Linked DNA regions of Homo sapiens: regions 1 and 3 are each linked to region 2. A link is a contact called in ENCODE Hi-C or POLR2A ChIA-PET data. All regions are on one chromosome and are shown on one strand. The core of a region is the stretch at or near the end of the contact, and the rest is flanking DNA. Distances in the headings are between cores, read along the strand shown.

Evidence for each region. A loop is a pair of places that touch in the nucleus more often than their neighbours do. ChIA-PET counts read pairs that join two places held with the same protein, here RNA polymerase II (POLR2A). Pooled maps may share reads with other maps.
Region 1: a map of CD8-positive, alpha-beta T cell shows a loop between it and region 2 (4-fold over the local background). The contact joins the promoter of LINC02427 here to the promoter of CDKN2AIP in region 2. A Hi-C loop is called at or near these places in 4 of 168 maps with a recorded cell type or tissue (CD4-positive, alpha-beta memory T cell, CD8-positive, alpha-beta T cell and naive thymus-derived CD4-positive, alpha-beta T cell), 1 of 37 single-sample maps with no recorded cell type and 17 of 50 pooled maps. POLR2A ChIA-PET finds 5 or more read pairs at or near these places in 2 of 52 experiments (CD4-positive, alpha-beta memory T cell and PC-9).
Region 3: a map of CD8-positive, alpha-beta T cell shows a loop between it and region 2 (7-fold over the local background). The contact joins the promoter of ACSL1 here to the promoter of CDKN2AIP in region 2. A Hi-C loop is called at or near these places in 2 of 168 maps with a recorded cell type or tissue (both CD8-positive, alpha-beta T cell), 2 of 37 single-sample maps with no recorded cell type and 17 of 50 pooled maps. POLR2A ChIA-PET finds 5 or more read pairs at or near these places in 2 of 52 experiments (MCF 10A and OCI-LY7).

The regions. Positions count from the first base shown.
Region 1 is chr4:184,536,202-184,538,901 of GRCh38, forward strand. LINC02427 (long intergenic non-protein coding RNA 2427) reads right to left here and starts at 1,382. Exons shown (of 3, transcript NR_147158.1): 1 at 1,301-1,382. RefSeq lists enhancers at 1,113-1,322, 1,393-1,722.
Region 2 is chr4:183,443,379-183,446,078 of GRCh38, forward strand. It overlaps CDKN2AIP (CDKN2A interacting protein), which reads left to right and starts at 1,258. Exons shown (of 3, transcript NM_017632.4): 1 at 1,258-1,691; 2 at 2,157-2,287. The coding sequence starts at 1,420. RefSeq lists a silencer at 733-1,282 and an enhancer at 1,563-1,712.
Region 3 is chr4:184,824,562-184,827,261 of GRCh38, forward strand. ACSL1 (acyl-CoA synthetase long chain family member 1) reads right to left here and starts at 1,407. Exons shown (of 21, transcript NM_001995.5): 1 at 1,355-1,407. It overlaps LOC105377587 (a long non-coding RNA gene), which reads left to right and starts at 1,610. Exons shown (of 3, transcript XR_939564.4): 1 at 1,610-2,410. RefSeq lists enhancers at 656-725, 1,976-2,479, 2,086-2,135, 2,306-2,585 and a silencer at 896-1,855.

The DNA.
Region 1 (2,700 bases), core at 132-2,631, 1.1 Mb after region 2:
GAGGATTCATCGGTTCACAACATTGACAAAAATGCCCCGCCCACGTGGAGCTAACATTCCAGAGAAGGCAAAAAGACAATAAAGATAGAGATAAGAAATACAGGGATGGCTCAAAGATAATAAATGCTAAAGGAAAGCAGGCTAGGGGAACGGGAAGAGAGAATATTAGGGAAGATGTACACGTGTGTAGGACTGCAATTTTAAATGTTAGGAAAACATAATATTTGAGCAAAGACTTTCTGGGGTATGAGGGTTAGTTTTATGTGTCAACTTGGCTAGGCTATTATTAATTATTATTATTTAATTAAATTATTTAATCAAACACTAATCTAGCTGTTACTGTGAAGGTATTTTGTAGATGCGGTCTGCTTTGAACGGCATTTCTAGCGGCCCTGGCCTTGTATTACACTGGACACTCTACTGATTACCAACTCACTCACTTTTGGGAGACTGTGGGGTTTAGGAACTATGTTGACATACTTTATTTTGAACTGCCTTCACAAAAACTGACAAGCAGGGAGGACCGGTAATATCACCCTTATTTTACAGACAAGAAACTAAGACTCAAAGAGGGAGACTAACCTGTAAGAGATAACAGAATAAATAGCAGAGCTGGGTGTCAGGCCACCATCCTATCCTTCTTGACAATATACTGGAAAGGAATTTGCAATCACTTCTAACTGCTCACCTTCCAGCCACCATTCACTCTTCAACCATTTCAATCTGACACACCCCCTAACTCAGATGTTTTGCTTTTTTAGGGGGGTGAGGTGGGGACTGTAGTTTTCCATGAATTACATACATTAAGGGTGTCTGTCAGTCAAGCGGCGCCTTAAGGAGATGTCTCATTCCCCCAGGCTACTGTCTTCAGAACAAACACATTAACCAAAACCAGTGAAAAGAACATGATAAGAATCCCGGGCCCAAGGATTACAAAGTACACAGCTCAGAACAATCTCTAAAGGAAGCACGCAGGGTAAAATACCCAACAGCCTCCTCTACGTTCCTCTAAATTTCCCACTGAAATCCCTTAAAGAGAAAACATTCACCACTACAATAATATCCAAGATTGTCAGCCTATCCCACAGTCTGGGAGGGATTCCTACAACTCCAAGGACGATGTGACCAAGGACAACAGCCAGCAGGAACCACCTGTGCTGGGCCCCCGCAGCGAGGGGCAAACACCTCTCTCCCGGTTCAGAGAAGCAAGATCTGTGCCCAACAAAAAACTAGACAGCCGTCTCTCTCTGTGGTGCCTGCTGCTTTTTTGTGAAAGAAAAACATAAGCTGTTCCCAATACCTTCCCAAGCAGCCGACAAACGAGGGCTCTTCCGCCTTAAACTTTCCCCATACCGGGCGGAGCCCCAAGCCACAGGAAACCTCCAGCAGGAAGTCGGGCTGCCAGGGCGGTGGCGGGCGCGGTGCATCCTGGGAGTTGTAGTCCGTTCTCGGAGGCGCAGGCGCAGTGGTGAAGGCGGGGAGCTGGGGGCAGCACCGCAGAGGATTGTACTTTTTCCTGAATGATACAGTCCTCCTTCCACATCCTTGGGGAATTGGTTCCAGGACCTGTGCTGATACCAAATCCGGAATGCTCAAGTCCCTGATATAAAATGGCGTAATATTTGCATATCGCCTACGCACATCCTCCGTGTACTTTAAATCTTCTCTGGATTATTTCTAATACCTAATGCAATGTAAATAATTGTTATACTGTGTTGTTTAGGGAATAATGGTAAGGAAAAGTCTGTACGTGTTCAGTACAGATGCAATTTATTAAAGGATATTTTCGATTCCTGGTTGATTGAATCCATCGGTGGGGAACACTGTGGATACCGAGGGCCAAATGTATGAGGGTGTCGAAAAAAAGTCAGGGGGTGCCGTTAGGAGACCTCGTTTCACAGAGGGAGGGTGATCTGATGAATGTCGGCCGCACAGGAAGACTTGGCTTGGAAACGGGTGTCGGCCTCCGTCCAGTCTCAGATCTGAAATGGACTGAGATAGCCCCCAAGTGGACAGAGTGGGGTGAAGAATAACCCACACGATCTACAAACGGGACTGTGGAACTGTGACAAAACGTCGTAGAATCAAGGAAGGCGAGCCGACGCAGACTCAGAGAAAGAACAAACCTCAGAGTCATCTACCTTATAAATAGAACTTTTTAAAAAATTTTTGGCTTCTTCAAAAACTATCCCCCCAAAAAAAACAACAACAAAAAGCACCAACGCATATTATATATTAGGACTTGTAGGCAAATGAACGTATGGCACAGTCTGGACTCATATACATCAAAATGTTAAAATTAGTCTTCTTTGGATGAGAGTGTTGCATTTTATAAAACTTATGTGTATTTTCCTCATTGTTTACAAAGATGAAATAATTTTTTGGTTTGAAATAAGTATAAAGAAAAACACATAGAGCAATTTTTAAACACCTTGGTATCTACGACAAAGTTTTATCATATTTACTTCAGATCCTTCCTCTCTTCCTTCCTTCCTTCCTCCCTGTTTCTTTCTAGAAAAGAAAAGAAAACCAAAAAAATTATGGCCGTGCACGATTGCTCATACCTGTAATCCCAGCACTTTGGGAGGCCGAGCCGGGCGGATCACAAGGTCAAGAGTTCAAGACCATCCTGGCCAACATGGTGAAACCCCGTCTCTACTAAAAATACAAAAATTACCTGGGCGTGGTGGCACGCACCTG
Region 2 (2,700 bases), core at 8-2,507:
GCCTCCGTTTTTATGTAGTTTCTTTTGGTATGGCAGGAAAATGGGCAATATTGTTTTCATACAATAGCTGTATTTTGTTCCAGCATGCACATAAATTACACAGTTAACCTTATCTGATCTTACCTAAAGTGACCTTTTTTTGCTTGCTTATTCTGATTCATGCATTTTTACATCAAAGTCTACATTTATTGAAAGAAAAATTTCATAATTTATATCATTTAACGTATTTATCTTACAGTGCATGTATACCTGGAATGGGAAACGTAACAATAAGCCAGCCAGCAGTTAGAGTACGTAACTGTGGGAAATGTAAAGTGGAAAAAAATATATAGAAGGAAAAAACAGCTCTAACAGGGAGAGAGGTTTGGGGCCCTATAGATAAATAGGTACATTTCCACTCCACCTCCGGACATCTGCCGGTTGGTGGTAAAGCTGTTGATTTTAGGAAATTCTAGAGACAGAGCGTTGTCGGGGTGTTGTTTTCCTACTGACCAGAACAGGAAGGCAATGCCTGGATTAACTAGAGACCTAATAAACTGCGGGAACAAGCCCTACCGCTGCGGGGCCAGGGCCAGCTTCGAAGGCTGCAAGCCTCACGGCAACACGGAGCCAGGTCCTCGTGTGACCTTACTGTCTACTGCTGCTATGTAAGGGGACTGGCACTCCCGCCCTCCTGAAGGCGCGGAGACCCCGACGGCCTCGGAACGCTTCGCTCGGGCACACTGAAAGCAGCGCGAGACGCAGCTCCCAACACTCTAACATGGAGGCCGGCTTTTGTTTGTTTTGGCCCCGCTCACACACAGGCGTCTCAGGGCGGAGACCACAGGCCCCGCGGCTGCGGGCGGCTCAAGGTCCCCCGGGACGCCCCCCTAGCGGACTTTGGCCGCCGCGCCCGGCTGCCTCCCTTGCCCGGGCCCTGCCCCTCTCGCCTCTGCTCCCGGCGCCGCAGCTGACCCGGCGGGGGAGGAGGACGGCAGGAGCGCGCGGCGTCACAAAGCGAGGACAGAACGCCCGGGGTTCCGCCGAGACTCGGTCGTCCCAGGCCAGCTCGACTTGCAGTCCGCCCTCGTGGGGCGGGAGACGCCCGACGCCCGCCCACCTCACCCCCGGGGTGCCCTCCGTGGCCTCACGGGGACGCAGCGTCGCAGCGGCCCCGGCGCCGCAAAGCGTCTTGGGAGCGCCGGCTCGCGCCGGAAGAACGCGAGGGCGCGCGGCGGCGGCGAGGTTATAAAAGGGAAGAAGCCGGCGGTGGGCGGAAGTGGGCGGTTCGGCGGCTCTGGGCGCTGTTGTTTGGTCTTTAGGCCTGCGGAGGGGCGTTATCTGGAGGGCCGCGGGTGCAGGCCGCAGTGACAGGGCCGCTCGCCCCGCTAGTCCTGCCTGTCTCCCGGTGCAGCTGTGTTCGCGGCCTGCAGGCCCAACATGGCGCAGGAGGTGTCGGAGTACCTGAGCCAGAACCCGCGGGTGGCAGCCTGGGTGGAGGCGCTGCGCTGCGACGGCGAGACTGACAAACACTGGCGCCACCGCCGGGATTTTTTGCTTCGCAACGCCGGGGACCTGGCCCCCGCTGGCGGCGCTGCCTCCGCTAGCACGGATGAAGCTGCCGACGCCGAGAGCGGGACCCGAAACCGGCAGCTGCAGCAGCTCATCTCCTTTTCCATGGCCTGGGCGAACCACGTCTTCCTCGGGTGCCGGTGAGTGAGGCAGCGTCCCTAACCAGCACGCCTCGTTTTGTGTGCCACCTGCAGACCGGGGCCCGGCGCCCTCCGCGGGACCGGCCTCGGCGGGGAGGGGAAGTTGTGAAGCGCGGGAATCCGCCGGCCCGGCTGCCCTCTAAGGGGGAGAAGGGCGTCCCTGCGAGGAGCCGACATGATTCCCGGACGTCTGTGTGCCCGGTGGTGTGGGCGCAGCTGCTGGTAGGGTTGCTTGTGTTAGGGAACAACGCTCTTGGGGACGGGTGCGAGATTTAAGATTAGTGAGGAGGTGCCCTGCCTCCCAGACCCTGGGGCACTTGTTTATGGGGTTCCAGGAAACAGTTCTTGGCGGTTGGTTCACTTTCTTGATTGCAGCCAGGAAATGCAGTCCCTGTGGCCTGTTTTTTGCACAAGTAGGACCTTAGAAAAAACACTTTTTAAAAATGACTTTTCCTTCTTTTTCAGATACCCTCAAAAAGTTATGGATAAAATACTTAGTATGGCTGAAGGCATCAAAGTGACAGATGCTCCAACCTATACAACAAGAGATGAACTGGTTGCCAAGGTGAAGAAAAGAGGGATATCGAGTAGCAATGGTTAGCAGATCATAGATGTGAACATACATAGGAGTTTAGAGCATAAGTTTGATATAATTAGGAATTATTGTTACTAATTTTTTTAACAAGCCAGAATTTTTATGTTATTAATAAGTAATAAAGTTGGAATGTTAAACCTAAAGTATATATCTGTGTCTTTAGGCTTTGAATTTGATAGTTTGCTTTGACTGCTTTAGATTTTGAAGTGTCCACTGTTGTCTGATGCTGTTATTTTTTTAATATTAGACATTCATGATGTTATTCAACACTGTTTTAAGAAATTAATGACTCCACACTTTTTAAAGAAACGATTAGTCTTGAAATGTTTTCACTTTGTGCCTTTATTTTAATGTGTATTTGTCTCATCACCCGTTTTGTACGAGGTATTCTTAGTCACATATCTATGTTTTTCT
Region 3 (2,700 bases), core at 157-2,656, 1.4 Mb after region 2:
AAGATTTTAGTCTAATGCAGTTTGTTCACAAATATAAGGAGGGGGGCCTCAGACTAGGGAGGTGTTTTCCGAGTTGAGTCAGAACAAGAAAGTAAGTCTCCCAAGACCTGGTCCTTTTCCACTATATCACACTGCACTGTCTGGCTCCAATCTGATGGCGAGCAATGGTTCCTTAAAAAGCTCCATCTTCTCAAGCCTACCCAGCACAGACCTACAACTCAAACTTTAAGTTTTAGCCAGCCTAACCTTCCACGTCCACTTGAAAAAAGAAAAAAAAGAAAGAAACAATCAACCGGAAGCCTTTGATTTTTTTGCTAGCAAGAAGCCAATAATTGTTTTCTTTGGGACAATCACAGGTTAAGTTGTGAAATGGGTGGCAGAAACTGCAAGATTTAACCAGTTTCTCTCAACGCTAATCAAAGGTCAAGAAAATAAAAGACAGGGCAGTGAGAGTCGCGGGACTTTAGACACTCCTGCACCAAGAAGCTTAAAAGTCTTAGCCAGGGCACTAGAGAACGCTTTTAGAATGGTCACTCTTAATTATGCTCCATAACCTTGAAATTGGACTGAGTGGGGAAGGGGTTTCCACACTCTCACAACGCACCGACTGGGGGAACGCCTGTCCCCAGACTCGAATCCACGTGTCCATTCAAGTCATCTACCGCCACTCTCCGTCTACGCTGCCAGGTGACAGACATCATCTTTGCTTCTCAATTTCAAAAAATGCCAGCACTCCTTAGATCAATGACTCCACGGCCAAGTGCAAGGGCCACGGGCACTCCTCTGGAGTCACCGAGAGAATGTCTGCCTCTGGCAGCGGCCTCTGAGCTGCCTGTGGGCCTCGTGCCGCCGCGCTGCGTGGGGCCGGCATCTCAGCGGGCGCGAGTGCAGTCTCGCCCCACGCGCGGTCCGAACGCCCGCGAGCCCGGCCTCTGGGCAGGCGGGGGCCGCGGACGAGGGCAACGTCAGCGGCCCAGCTGGGCCACCTCCTCCCAGCCGAAGCGCGGCCTCCGGCTGCTTCGCCGGGCCGGTCCCCGCCGCCGCACACACAAGGGTCGGTCCCGCGCGCATCCCCGGCCGCGCACCAGCCCCGCGCCCGCGCCGCCCGCGACTCAGACACAGGAAGCTGCGGCAGCACGGGCACCCCGGAGGCCTCCGGCTGCCGAGGGAAGCGGGGCCGCGGGCAGGAGGCCGGAAAGGCGGCGCGGCCCCACGAGCCTGGGGTGGCTCACGCGCCTCCGCGGCGGCCGCTGCTCCGGGCTCGGCCCTGAAGGGCAACGTCAGCCGGCGCCTCGGCCGGGGCCCGGGCACCGCCGCGGGAGCAGGCGCGGCTCCGCACGGCGGGCGCACTCACCTCCTCCGTGGACCGGCCGCTCCGCCGCCGGCTGTCACTGCAGCCCACTCCCTGCCCCGCGCCGGCTCTGGATGCTATTTAAGGCGCCGCTGGCGCCGCCGCCTCGGCCCGCTGGTTGCGCCCCCGCCACCGCCGCGGCTGAGCCAGGATGCTGCTGGTGCGCTCGCCGCGCCGGCCCCGCCCTCCCGCGGCCCCGCCCCGCCCGCAGGCCCCGCCCCCGGCAGGCCCCGCCCCGCCGAGCGCCCGGCCGCCCTCCTGTCTGGGCGCGCGTGGCTGGCGGGTGGCCGGCGGTCGAGAGGCTGCGGCGGGCGAACGCCGCTGGAGTCGCCCAGACTGCCTCGGATTTCATAATGAATCTGAGGAAGGACAAAGGGTACATTGGACCGCCTCAGCTCAGAGGCCCCGCGGACCCTGGGCCCCGCGATGCCCGAGGGGCGGGCGGCGCCCTCCGGATCCTGCACCCTCAGCCCGTGCCCCGCTGGCCTCCTGGCAGGCCGGGCAGAATTCTGCTGCGAGGGCCCTGGAGGCAAGGGCCTTCCTCTCCGTTTTTCCTTGACACTGACGGGCGCGGCCCCACAGGGTTTCCCCCACGCTCCCTGGCCGGAAGACCTTTTCTGTCTGGTGTCTGCAGAGCCTGACGTGGGCAGCGCCCGCAGCTCGCGCCGGTGCAGGGGAGCTGAGGGCCGACTGCGCGCTGCACCACGGCGGCCACCTGCTGTGCGGTTCTGAGGGCTTCCGCGGTTCTGAGGGCTTCCGCGTCCCTGCCATGCCCATCTTGGGGCTTCAGAAGCCAACACGATGGTTTTCGGGCTCACATCCCAAAGGCTGCTCTTCCTTTTAGCACCTGGGACCTACCAGGAACCTCAACCTCTAACAACATTGGTCCCCGTTACCGTGGAGTTTGCGCCCAGCGTTCGCTGGAGGGCCGTTTGAAGAATGATTGTTGTCGTAAAGGCCTTTGATAATAATAGATACTGTTTACCCAGTGCTTGATGCCAGGCATTGCTACAAACACTGCGTACACATTATTCTATTTAATCTTCATAACCCAGTGAGGTAGGTACTGTCATTACTGTCCTTTCACAGAAGAGGAAGCTGGGGCACAGAGGTTAAATGCTAGTGAGAGCAGTACCACACTTGGCACTCAGGCTGCCCCCAGAGTGTGGGCACAACCAACGCAGGGCTATGCCTGGGCTGCAGGCAGGGGAAACTGACCGTGGTTCGCTCCAGGCCTCAGCCACACTGCAGTTCACTCCCACAAATAACTGAAGGACTTTCCCTGGGTGTCTCCCACAGTGTGCTGGGCGCAGTGGTGCAGTGGGGTGAGGACAACGCACACACCAGCA